Regions from separate parts of the Homo sapiens genome. Here regions 2, 3 and 4 are each linked to region 1. Evidence: chromatin contacts called from ENCODE Hi-C or POLR2A ChIA-PET data. All regions are on one chromosome and are shown on one strand. The core of a region is the stretch at or near the end of the contact, and the rest is flanking DNA. Distances in the headings are between cores, read along the strand shown.

Evidence for each region. Hi-C counts contacts between places; a loop is a spot of excess contacts on that map. ChIA-PET counts read pairs that join two places held with the same protein, here RNA polymerase II (POLR2A). Pooled maps may share reads with other maps.
Region 2: a loop to region 1 is called in a map of B cell, with 33 times the contacts of the local background. The contact joins the promoter of TBPL1 here to the promoter of CCDC28A-AS1 in region 1. A Hi-C loop is called at or near these places in 3 of 168 maps with a recorded cell type or tissue (B cell and CD8-positive, alpha-beta T cell), 1 of 37 single-sample maps with no recorded cell type and 9 of 50 pooled maps.
Region 3: a loop to region 1 is called in a map of CD8-positive, alpha-beta T cell, with 8 times the contacts of the local background. The contact joins the promoter of ADAT2 here to the promoter of CCDC28A-AS1 in region 1. A Hi-C loop is called at or near these places in 4 of 168 maps with a recorded cell type or tissue (CD4-positive, alpha-beta T cell, CD8-positive, alpha-beta T cell and naive thymus-derived CD4-positive, alpha-beta T cell), 1 of 37 single-sample maps with no recorded cell type and 11 of 50 pooled maps. POLR2A ChIA-PET finds 5 or more read pairs at or near these places in 1 of 52 experiments (naive thymus-derived CD4-positive, alpha-beta T cell).
Region 4: a map of CD4-positive, alpha-beta T cell shows a loop between it and region 1 (8-fold over the local background). The contact joins the promoter of AHI1 here to the promoter of CCDC28A-AS1 in region 1. A Hi-C loop is called at or near these places in 1 of 168 maps with a recorded cell type or tissue (CD4-positive, alpha-beta T cell) and 8 of 50 pooled maps. POLR2A ChIA-PET finds 5 or more read pairs at or near these places in 1 of 52 experiments (T-cell).

Annotation. Positions count from the first base shown.
Region 1 is chr6:138,772,250-138,775,158 of GRCh38, forward strand. It overlaps CCDC28A-AS1 (CCDC28A antisense RNA 1), which reads right to left and starts at 1,454. Exons shown (of 3, transcript NR_161205.1): 1 at 1,266-1,454. It overlaps CCDC28A (coiled-coil domain containing 28A), which reads left to right and starts at 1,520. Exons shown (of 6, transcript NM_015439.3): 1 at 1,520-1,653. RefSeq lists enhancers at 571-1,245, 1,246-1,919, 1,283-1,332, 1,353-1,412, 1,773-1,832.
Region 2 is chr6:133,951,745-133,954,653 of GRCh38, forward strand. TBPL1 (TATA-box binding protein like 1) reads left to right here and starts at 1,480. Exons shown (of 7, transcript NM_004865.4): 1 at 1,480-1,681. LOC128092253 (umcharacterized LOC128092253) reads left to right here and starts at 1,560. Exons shown (of 2, transcript NM_001414965.1): 1 at 1,560-1,681. The coding sequence starts at 1,560. RefSeq lists a silencer at 478-587.
Region 3 is chr6:143,449,247-143,452,155 of GRCh38, forward strand. It overlaps ADAT2 (adenosine deaminase tRNA specific 2), which reads right to left and starts at 1,449. Exons shown (of 6, transcript NM_182503.3): 1 at 1,317-1,449. The coding sequence starts at 1,412. PEX3 (peroxisomal biogenesis factor 3) reads left to right here and starts at 1,559. Exons shown (of 12, transcript NM_003630.3): 1 at 1,559-1,869. The coding sequence starts at 1,797. It also overlaps the pseudogene RNA5SP221. RefSeq lists enhancers at 455-1,437, 1,240-1,399 and silencers at 480-559, 620-699.
Region 4 is chr6:135,496,294-135,499,202 of GRCh38, forward strand. It overlaps AHI1 (Abelson helper integration site 1), which reads right to left and starts at 1,447. Exons shown (of 29, transcript NM_001134831.2): 1 at 1,290-1,447; 2 at 895-956. It overlaps AHI1-DT (AHI1 divergent transcript), which reads left to right and starts at 1,508. Exons shown (of 6, transcript NR_152842.1): 1 at 1,508-1,707; 2 at 2,111-2,224. RefSeq lists silencers at 1,158-1,217, 1,568-1,787.

The DNA.
Region 1 (2,909 bases), core at 204-2,703:
AGCTCTGTTCATACAAATAAGACAATTCGACATTAATTAAAAGGAGAAACTGGGAAAAGATATTGAGCAGACTGTACAGTAGTGTTTGTAATGGTGAAAAATGGGAAACAACCTAAACATCCATCACTATGGGAATTCCCAAATAATTTGTGACAAATCTATTTGATAAAGTCTAGCTATATTTATCAATGTGGATAGCTCTCAAAAACACAGAATTTGGTGAAAAAATCAAGTTGCAGATCAATACACAAAATATAATAGCATTCATGTAAAACTTCAAATGCCCCAAACCATTCTACATATTGTTTATAATACATAGTAATAGTTTAAATATAGAAACCTAGATTGGCAAGATACATATCAAATTCATGATCCTGGTTGCCTCTCTGAGGGTGGTAGTAGAATGGGACTGAGAATAGGGAACACCTTCTTTATCTGTAATGCTCCATTTCTTTCATTCATAAATCTGTTCGTTCTGGATAGTGGGTGCGTTGTTTATTCTGTGCTTTTTTTTTTTAACATTTCAATAGTTTTGTTTTTTTTTTTTAAATGGCGGGTGGCGGAAGAACATCCTATCCTAGAAGCCAAGAGACTGGGGTTGTCTTTGCTCTGCCTTTTCTGGCATGGATACAATCTCTAGATATGGTTTCCCCATTAGCTAATGCGGGGGGTGCTATGTGGTGTTCCTCCAGAGTCCCTTCAATCTAAGGACCTGTGAATCTAAAACCTTCCCACCTCCCACTCCAACACCGGGAAGGCTACCCAGACCAGGCAATGAAACGTGCATTTCTTCCCTCATTTAAGATAGATCTCTTTCTCTCAGCCTGCAATTCCTTCTCCAGAGGCTTTAAGTATAGTGGAAGTAGAACTATCTTTGACGACAGAGAGACACCTGCATCAATTAGCCTTTCTGAGCCTCAAATTCCCCATTTGTAAAACAGAGAGTATAACACCTACCCATAAAATTGTAGAGAGGTTTAGATACACCGTTATGTGTAGGGCCCGAACAGAGTAGCTATTAATAGTGGTAACAGACTCTCAATTAGGGGCTCAACATCATGGTCGCTGAACAGAATCACGGTCGCTGAACAGAATCACACTCTTCACGCCGCCTTGGAGCCAAAATTAGTTTAGCCGCGAGAAGTCCGGGCAACCAATCGGAAACAACCAAGGAACAGTTGCATGGCGACACTCTGGTTCCGCCTTCGGGCATGCTCGAACAGCATTCTGGGAATTGTAGTTCGGGGGGGGAATCTAACACTCACCGAGGGGCGGAGTAGCTTCCGGAAAGGGTACTGCATTTCCCGTTTCTACCTCCACTGCACCCGCTTATTGCGTCTTGCTCCTGGGTCACAGAGCCTAAAACGACACACCCAACACGCCCGCCGGAGTTACAGCTAAAGGAAGGACAGGGGAAGCAATGAAATGCCGAGGGCGGAGCCAAGAGCGACACTGGGGGAGCAGGAAAAGGCGGGGCTTCCGCTTGGGGCATGGAGGCTGTACCTCTTACGTCACTTCCGTAAACAAACGGAGCTGCGGAGGAGCGGGTCCCGGGATGTGACCGGGGCTCTGCTTGTGGCTGCGGCGGTGGCTTCTGAGGCTGTCGGGTCTTTGCGGGTTGCGGAAGGGGGCCCCAATACCCTTCTTCTTCAGGTATGTAGTGGAAGCAAAGGAACCTCCGCAACCTGCCCCTTTAGGCCCTTCCCACCACTCTGGTCACTGCTGGGTACTGGGCGGTGAAGGGTCATCGCTTCGGTAGATTGGGGAAGGGGAATGAGGTGATGTCAAGAGGGATGCCCAGTGGTACTGCTTGGAGGCAAGACCTGGCACTTAAAACCACTGTGTGAATAAGTAACTATGAGCAGTTTACTTATTATGCCTTCTCTAAAACATTCTTTGCTGTTTGATATACAGGAAGGGTTTCAGTGCTCTTGTGACAGATGTAATTTTCCAAAAACGAGGAAATCGCGAGTGCTGGCTCCGCAGAATATTGTGGTTTAGACCACCACTGGTTTATTTGCATTGCTTTACTTCCTAGATTTTTTTTTCTTGTACCACCAAGTGTGTATTAGCATCGTTAAATTTCAGGCCAGCGTGTTTATGCGTATCATACATTTTTACAGATCCTTGCCTCTTCAGAGAACTAATCGTCTCTATTCAGTCATCTTTCAAACTCTCATTTAATTTGTGTTGCATGTTGAAACAACACCAGAATTATTGTTCTGTTACAAAAAATGCTTCTTAAAAGAAAAATTGTTAGCCAAGGTTTAAGTGGATTGACACCCAGTGGTATCTGGGATTAGAGACTGGGCATTGGAGCCTTTCCCAGAAAGCCTCTTCTTTGGCAGTATTGTAGCTCCAGTTGTAATTGTCTAGCGTCAGCCAATTTAAGCTCAGTGGTTTAAATTCCAGTGCCAGTGGCACTAAGTCCAGGCAAAAGGAAAAAGAAAAATTTATTGAATTCATCAAATAATTATTTTAAGCGACAGCAATGGGTTTGAATCTTTTTGAATGGTCATGGCATGCCTAAATTAAACACAGCATGCCAAAAACGGCCTAATGTTTCTAGAAGGCAATTTACAACCTGATGAGGTAGAGATAGCCATATAAATTCATCTTATGATATATGAAATAATGAAGTTAAGAAAAATTTAACACTATGCACAAATAAAGTATGGAAGGGGTTTTTTTGTTTTGTTTTGTTTTGTTTTGTTTTGTTTTTGAGACGGAGTCTCGCTCTGTCGCAGTGGCACCATCTCGGCTCAGGGCAAGCTCCGCCTCCCGGGTTCATGCCATTGTCCTGCCTCAGCCTCCTGAGTAGCTGGGACTACAGGCGCCCGCCACCACTCCCGGCTAATTTTTTGTATTTTTAGTAGAGACGGGGTTTCACCGTGTTAGCCAGGATGGTC
Region 2 (2,909 bases), core at 230-2,729, 4.8 Mb before region 1:
ACAAACTCCATCATTCTACGGAGCTTTCAAATGCTCGAATATGTTTCTGAACACTCAGAGGGGAAAGCAAAAAATCAAGAGGCATCCTTGGAGATCTCGTAAATAATAAAATACCTAAATGGTTGCCTACTGTCAAAACCCCAAGAATTCAGCCCACGTCTTCTCTTTTAAAAAGGCAGTGGCATTTTCATTTTTTTCATCTGATTCCCACCAATCAGAGGCCAGGTACCCATGAACCCGGCTCGGCGTGGTCTTTTAATAATTAAATCAGGGCTGCCATTGACCTCAACTAACGCCAGGGGCTTCTGACTGCAGCCGAGCTCTGGTGGAAAGGCCGATGCCGGCCTGAGAGTGGGAAACGTGGGGCCGGGAGCCGGGGGCTTCCGCGCGGCGTGGCGTGGCGTGGCGTGGCGTGGCGCCCTCAGGGCCGTTACGCGATTTTCGCTCCCGCGGGCAGCGCCTCTCAGGCCACTCCCGAGGGACCCCGAGGACGCACTCGGGCCCCAGGGCGACGGTTCAAACGGGCCATTGTGCGCCCCCGGGGTCCCCCGGCCCCTGCAGGGCTACTTGGGCGCAGAGCCGCGGAGGGTCTCCGTTCCTAGAGGTCCTCCTATCCCGGGCTGCCTGAGTCCTCGCCAGCATCCGCCCTCTCCCACTCCCATCCTTCCTGGATCCGCCTCTCGGTTCCCGAGGGACAGTCCCGACCGCAAACCCACGTAGAGTAAGGAATGTGGGACAGGCGACAGAAGTGGCATACGGTCCTGCGTTATCCCTCCGTCTCGCCACACCTTGTGTCTCCATCTCTCCCCACTTCCTTCCCTCCGTCTGTCATCTGTCATCCCCGGTCGCTCTAAGACCAGGATTCCAATTCGCCTAGTGAGGAATCTCACTAGGGGAATTTATCGCGACATCATAAATTAACGGGTTCATTTTGACTGAAAAAGCGAAGGACTTTTTTCAGGCAGAAAACAAGTCTCGTCTGGACGGTAAGGACTAGCTTTAGCAATTATATAATGGGGGGTGGGGAGGACCTTTTGTATAAATTTAATGAGCTGATGAGAAAGTTCTACGGTTTTGACAAAAAAGTCCACCTAAATATTCGACTGTATGCCAGAAATTACTACACGTTTAGATATCAACTAAAAATATACAAAGGATACACGGTGTTTTCAGAACCCTTTCAAGCGGTTCTTAAACAAAAAAGTCTAGTCCGATGCCCATTAGCGCCGCCCCCATCCCACCTCTTACCTCCCACCGAGCCCAGCGGGTGGGCAGGAGGGGCCTGATTTGGGGACCAGGAAGGAGGAAGGAAGGGTGGGGGCGGGGGACGGGGAAAGTGACGGGAGCAGTGAGAGCCGGAAATGAGTGGCTAGCGAGGCACCCAGGAGCGCCCTGTCCGGCGGCGCTCTAGCCCTCGCGCACTGTCTCTATGCTCCCCAGCGTCTAGTCTATTTATTGTCGCGGGGAAGCTGCGGCCGCCTCGCACCCGGAACAACAAAGCAAGGAAGACGGAGTCCGAGCCTCGGGGGCTCCTAGCAACGGGCCGGGGCGGGAGTTCCATGGAGACTGGGGAGCGCGCCCGTCTCATCCTCATCCTTGTCCTCCAGCTTCTCCTTCGCATCCGACGCAACCGGCAGCAGCGCTGCCGCCGCGTCCTCAGCCACCGCTCCCTCTTCCCACGGTAACCCCCTAGGCGACCCTGGGCACAGGGAGCGCGGGCGGCTGAGCGGCCTGAGCACCGGGTGCGGGGCGTCTGGGCGCGGGGTGGGCATGTGCGGAGCCCGGGCCAGACTTGGGGTGGGATGTGTGGGGGCGGGCGACTGGAGGGCAGCCGCTGAGGTGGGGGAAACCGGTCCGGTGGCCGAGGGAGGGCTCAGTTCTGAAGAGGACCGGGCGATATTTGGGGATCTCTTTAGGGATAACGGGTTGGGGGTGGGGCGTCCGTACCTGGGAGCGTTACCGAGCCTGGTGTAGGATAAGAAAAGAAGGGTTATCTTTCGTTTAAGCCACCACTGGGAAAGACGGGGAAAAGAGATTCCTCATCTGTCTCGGAGCCATCACCCAGGGGAAGAGGGACCGTGCAAAGATGCTAGGGGTCCGTTGCTTCTCAGAAAACTTACAGCGGCTTCTCTAATAGCTCCCAAAAAGCGGCTTCGTCGGTTTCTGATTCTGGCAATGCCGGCAGCCTCGCTTTATTTTATTATTATTTTTGACCAAAATTAGGATTGATGGAGAAGGATCTAGAACTGAAGAAGAGAAAATGAATTGTGGGTAGGGCTAAGCAGGGATGAGAGTCGGGATAAGTGATAAAAATAGCCAATAAAAGCCCTAAAAGTAAATCTAATAGGGCATGAGGGCTTAAAAAGAAAATCTCTCCTGCCGAGATGTGCATCTGCAGGCTCTGTCAATGTGCTCATTGCAATAAGACTCAAACTGCAGTCAATCCACATCTGTGAGCTCTCTGACTGCATCTGTCACCTGCAGTTCCAAAGCGACACTGGCAGTAAGTGCATGAGCTTCTGTATTTAGGGTTTAGAACAGTGCCTTAAAACTGTGACTTAAGAAAAGGGAGCAGGTTTGCGTGTGTGTGTGTAAGCAATGTGGATTCTCTGGGAAAATATAAAAAGAGACATAAGAAGGTTCAGCCATCCTGGCATAATTTCGCAGTCTCTTTGAGAAAATGGCAGTTCCTTCCTATTGAGAAGTGACTGTTAGCACTATCTGGTTGAAAGGATTATTCACAGTTTGGTATGCCCAGTGAAATATCAGTTTATGTTACCTCTTTAGTCTTACATCACAAGCTGCTTAATGGTTTTATACTTTACAAAATCATTTTGGGTGAGTAAATGAGGTTTTCCTGTAGCACAATGAAAAGGCCACATATACATACAAAGTTCTTTATGTAAAGT
Region 3 (2,909 bases), core at 199-2,698, 4.7 Mb after region 1:
TGGCTAAGTTGCCCAGGCTGTTCTTCAACTTTTGAGATCAAGAGATCCTCTTGCTTCTGCCTTCCAAAGTTTTGGGATTACAGGCATGAGCCACTGCATCTGGCCATGCTACTTTGTATCTTTTTAAACATGTAGATGTTTTCAAAGAATTTCTAGACCTCTCTGGCTTTGACATTTTTTGTCTCTTAATTGTATTATAAACACCTAGGGATGTGATTCCATAGTTTACGTCCTCCTACACAGGATTAAGGAGGCAGCTGCTTCTTGGGTTTTAGCATATACAAGTTTCTTCAAGGTCTTAAAGGAAAAAAAGTACTTGTTAGGAGGGCTACATGTCACTGGGCAACAGGAACTTTTCAGCTTCATTATAATCCTATAGCACCACCGCTGTATATGTGGTCCTATAAGATTATAATGGAGCTGAAAAGTGCTAGCGAGCTTCTTAACTGGGATAAAAGTTTGTTTGTAAACGTATGTAAATGTATTTACATGTGCTAGCCCAGGGTCAACCTAAAAGGTAGCGAAAGTGTTTAGCCCAGAAGTCTACATAGAAACTAGGGTTGTCTACCTCCATACCACCCTGAATGTCCCCCGATCTCGGAAGCTAAGCAGGGTCAGGCCTGGTTAGTACTTGGATGGGACAATAGGGCTAAGGTGAGTAGATTTAATGCTCCAGGATAACGACCTTTACCGACAGGTCATTGTGTGGCACGTGGCTGTATGTAGTTATTAAAATGTAAATACATATATTTACAAACAAACTTTTTTTCCCAGTTAAGAAGCTCGCTAGCACACAGCATTCTGTTGAAAGCCCCCTTTATTTCGCAGTCCTGAAGGGAGTGAGGGAAGGAAGTAAAAGGGCAGAGGAAATAATGAATGAATGCGAGACGCCGATTGTACAGGGACTTGTTTCCATACTGCTCTCTACCAGAAACGTTCTCAGTTTCCTTCCTTCTGCTGGACATGTTCCAAGGGCCAAAACCTCAAATAATGTGACTTTGTAGATTGGAGAGTGTGTGACCACAGAAAGGAAAGGGAGGCAGCACGTGCCAGCCGGCGACAGAATGTTAAGTCTGCAGCATACTCCACCGCAATGAAACAAATAATTTGTGTATTTCCTCCCCTTCCTTCGCCCAGAGCCACTGTGAGAATGGGCTACAGAAAGTTTCGAGGCAGTAAAGCCAGTTGTTCACCCAGAACATCTGACTGCCATAAAAATTATGGTGACGAGAAAGAACGTTTGCTCAAATGCCGGGGTCGGGTTGAGGGCTGGAGAAAGGTCCCACCCCGCAGCATCTACCTCCCGGGCTCCTCACCATGTGCATCGCCTCCTCCATCCACTTTTCGGTCTCCTCTGCCGACACCGAGCACGCGCCGCTTGCAGCTGGCTTGGGTGCCGCCTTCGCCTCCATACCCAGCCACCACTCAGCTACAGAGCCCGCGGCAGAGGAGGAGCGCGGGCAGCGGAACGCGGCGGGCCCGGGACCCCGTTTCCGGGGGTAGTCTAATGAAAAGGCACTCGGGAGCTATTTCTGAACGGACCTGGGCTTGTCGGACCAGTGAGCGGCGGCGGCTGCGCGGCGGCAGCGGCAGAAAGCGTAGCTGCTTTGCTGTAGTCCACGCCCCCTTGCCGCTCCGGTGACAGTCTCTGCGGAAAGTCACGTTTGTGATTTCGGGAGAGCACAGAACGGGACGACGGCGCTCTTGCTGGGTCATCTGGGCCAGGTGACGAAGAAACAGTTTCCTGGTGAAGCAGTCCCTCACCCCTAGTCAGCCCACACCCCTAGGGCCTAAAGATGCTGAGGTCTGTATGGAATTTTCTGAAACGCCACAAAAAGAAATGCATCTTCCTGGGCACGGTCCTTGGAGGTGGGTGACAACGTGCTTGAAAGGGGGCATTGGGAGAAGGGGGTGGGAGAGGTGACTTCTTCTAAAATAAGGACAGGCCGGGCGATCCTAGTCTGGGATATGTAGAGGGAGTTCGATCAACCATGGGATGAAAAGGGAGGTGGCCAACCTCCAGGGTTCTCCCATCTCTGCAGTTGAGAAATGCCTCTGTGCCCTTTGCCCTGTCACCGACTCTTAACTCTGTTTCTCACCTATCCTTTTTTCTCACGGACCTTTGGAGAACTCATCACAGTTTAAGTTTCTGTTTCAAGGCACCATTCTCTTACAGGAACTTTTTAAAAAAAATTCTGCTTTCCTGTGAGATTCTGCATTTCTCCTTGGCACTCTTGATACTTTGGCTCTCACCCTTCTCAGGAGTTTAATAATAATCTAGGGAAGTTACCTATAGGCTGCACTTCGGGTGGTGGTTAAAGTCGATTTGAATTTTTGAAAACAGCGCAGTTGTCCTAAAGGACTGAAAGATATGGATTAGATAAAGAAAAACAAATCAATATTTTAGCTCTGTTTCTGCCATTTTAGAATACAAACTATGGCAGTAAGAAAAATGCTTGAGGGATGTTGTGCAATCTTCCTCAGGATCTTCAAGGTTGGGATCATTGTAATCTAGCTGACATAACTGAGTTGCACAGGCCCAGAGGAGATTTAGAAACAGATAAGATAAAAATCTTGAGACGCTTTTCCCTCATACAATGCTCATGTGATAATATTCAGGGATTTGAAGGAGGGAATAAAAGTTTTGTGAATTATATGAAAAGGACATCTAGGAACTATAAAAGAGGAAATTTGTTAGAACTTGAGTTTTTGAGAAATAGTCTCATCACTTATTACATGCTATGTTTACAAAAGTACTTAAAATCAAGAACAGAGTTTCCCAAAGAATTTGGTTGGCTTTTCTCTTAGTATTAGATTGTATTCTGTTCTCCCCAAACAATTTGAAATTAACAGTACGTATTAGATTGTATTCTGTTCTCCCCAAACAATTTGCAATTAATACCTTTAGC
Region 4 (2,909 bases), core at 197-2,696, 3.3 Mb before region 1:
TTTAGTAGAGATGGGGTTTCACCAACATTGGCCAGGCTGATACTGAACTCCTGACCTCAAGTGATCCACCCACTTTAGCCTCCCAAAGTGCTAGGATTACAGGCGTGACCCACTGCGCTCAGCCATCTCTAAATCTTAATATGTACTACAGCAAACATGATAGAATTAACGGCTAATATTTGATTAGTAACCTCTGCAAAAAATCAGATAGGACTTTAAAAGACACCTCTGATTCTTATATATTCCATTATTTTACAACTTCTCCCTCACAAACCCTTTCACAGGAGCGTCTAAGAGATATTACACAGGAAAATTAAATGGATTACATTTCATCTCATTTTATTTTACAGACAACCTGATTATCAGCCAATATGTGGCTCAATATCATTGGGAGAAAAAACTGAGAGGCTTGATAATTCGCTCCTTAACCAAATGTTATCGCAAGGGAAAAAAAGACAAACAAAAATCCTGTATACAAAATTCAATGAATAAATCAACAAGATTCTTCATAAGTAAACAAGATTCTAACTTCATAAATATTATTCCTCATAAACAAGATTCTAGGTATGGTTTAAAAACACTTTTGGTATTTGAATTTCTTTCAAGCATTCTTTAAAAAATTTCCCAGAGTACTCATAAGAAGCAATCTTCCTCCTAACGCCCAAGCAGTAACAGCAACTGTTAATGCAACAGGTGAAAAAATCGTTGGCATCTCTTTCTCAAAAGAAAGGGGAAAGCTTTATTTTCACAATAGATGTTTTTACAGGAATGCTAAACGCAGCACAACCTTTGATAAGGATTCTTAAATGGTCTACATTTTTGTTCTATTTTTATGCATCTCGAAACAACCCTATTAATATAATTTGGCTCTTATAAATATAACAAATTGATCACCTTTTCTCAGACATAATTAAGAAGGCTTTGACAGGTTGAAGATTCAGCCCCAGGTTGACACTCTAAAAGGAAATAAACACACTCAGTACACATCTGATTTAAAAGCATTTAAATAAGAATCGGGAGTAGGAAAGGCAAAGATTGAATTCTCTATCAGAGCACCATGCTCAACTCTCCGGGGACACGGAGACCAGTGAAAGAAGCGCAAAAGTACGGTGAGGACTCTCAGAAATCGCATTCCCCCGGGACACCCGGCCCACGCTCGTCGGTCACTACGCTATCAGCCTCCGCGCTCTCGGACTCCAGCAGCCCCGACACGCCGCCCAGGAGAGGGCCGGGCAGGCCGAGCACCCCGGCCCGCGCTCCCGCCACCAGCGCACCCATGATGTACTCACGGAGAGGGGTACGCAGAACCGCCCGTCCCGCCGGAGCCGACACCCGGAGCAGTGCAAATCAACTCCCCCAGCCTAGCGGCGCGTGCGCGAAGTGAGGCGGCCACGCAGCCACCTAACCCGCCAGCGACCCGTGTCCTGAAAGCAAGCCGCGGCTCTGTGCCGCAGTGCGGACAGCGCGCCGCCTGCTGACGTCAGCGCCTGCCTACGCCGCCGTTCCCATGGCGACCGATGCGTCCCGCGCTCTAGGCGAAGACCGCGGCCCCGTCCCCGCGCCTCCACCGCCTTCTTCCAGGAGGAGGGGCCGTGCGGCGCCTGCCCGGGGGCCCTCAGGCCGCAGGCGGGCGCGAGCTTCAGGGAACTTAGGGGGCTCCCGCCTCCCCGGCCACGCGAGCGGGAACAGTCTCCTCCACTCGGAGCGGTAAGGGACCCGGAAATGCGCGGGTGCCCCTACAGAGTCTTGAGTTTTCCCCGCCCTCACCTCCGAAAATGCTCTTTTCGCCTTAGAATTGTAGCTAGCGCAGGGAAAAACTGACTGGGCAAAGGAAAACTGGGGAGGCTGTCATGGAAGCCGCCCAGAATAAGAAAATGAATGAATGAGGCAAAGAAACAGATTTGTCACTCCCCACGCGATCGCGCCCACAAAAGAAAACATGGTTTTAAGGCGTGGAAAATGAAGTTGTACTACAGACAAAATTTTAAGAAAAAATTATCCACTGTTCCTTTAGAGCTATCTCCCTGTGTGTGAAAAACAAAACAAAAGTTAAAACGCCATCCTTTTCTACACCTAATGCTCCCTCCCACTTTTCTGATTTCTGCCACAGGCGCCATCTTCAGCTCTGAGTCACCAGGGCTGGAAAAATACTAGATGCGCTACTCGTGGACTCGTGAATACACTCGTGAATACAGGCCATTTCCTGTACCTACAGCCACCCGCTGTAAGCTGTTGCTTCATTTGTACAGTAAGAGTTTATGGAGGCCAGCTTTTCCATTCTTACTGACATTGCCACACCTTACAAACTATATGTCTTGTGCTTCCCTAAATCCTGTGAGGAAGCAACGAGAAAGATTACTAATCCAATGCGTACCGAACTGAGCTGTTCAACTTTCCGTTCTAAACATACTCTCCTAGATTTCTATCTTGCTGTAAGCCACCACAATCCTCCCAGTGTTTTAGTAAGAACAGTAGAGTATCCTAAATGCATCTTATGCCAAAGCATATCCATTCTCTCTTTTTAACTTCCTCAGATGGGCCCTTTACCAGTTCTCTGACTCCAGTTTGACTCTTAAATTCTCCACACTGCTATCAGAATGACCTGACTAAAAATGTAAATCGGATAATGGCACTCTCCTGCTGAAAATTTTTGAAAGGCAATCTGTAAGAGAAAATGATTACTTTGCCTAGGATACAAGATTCTCCATCTCCCTGACTAGTTTCATCTCTCGTTAGCTTCTTGTTCCAATTTTATGCAATATTGAATCATGTGTACCATGCAGTTTTATGCAACATTGAATTATGTGTACCATGAAAAACAATCCATAGCCTTTCACGCCCCGTCCTTACTCATATTGTCCTCTCTTCCTGAAAATTCCTCCTTTTACACTCCTGCATCACAGCCAAAT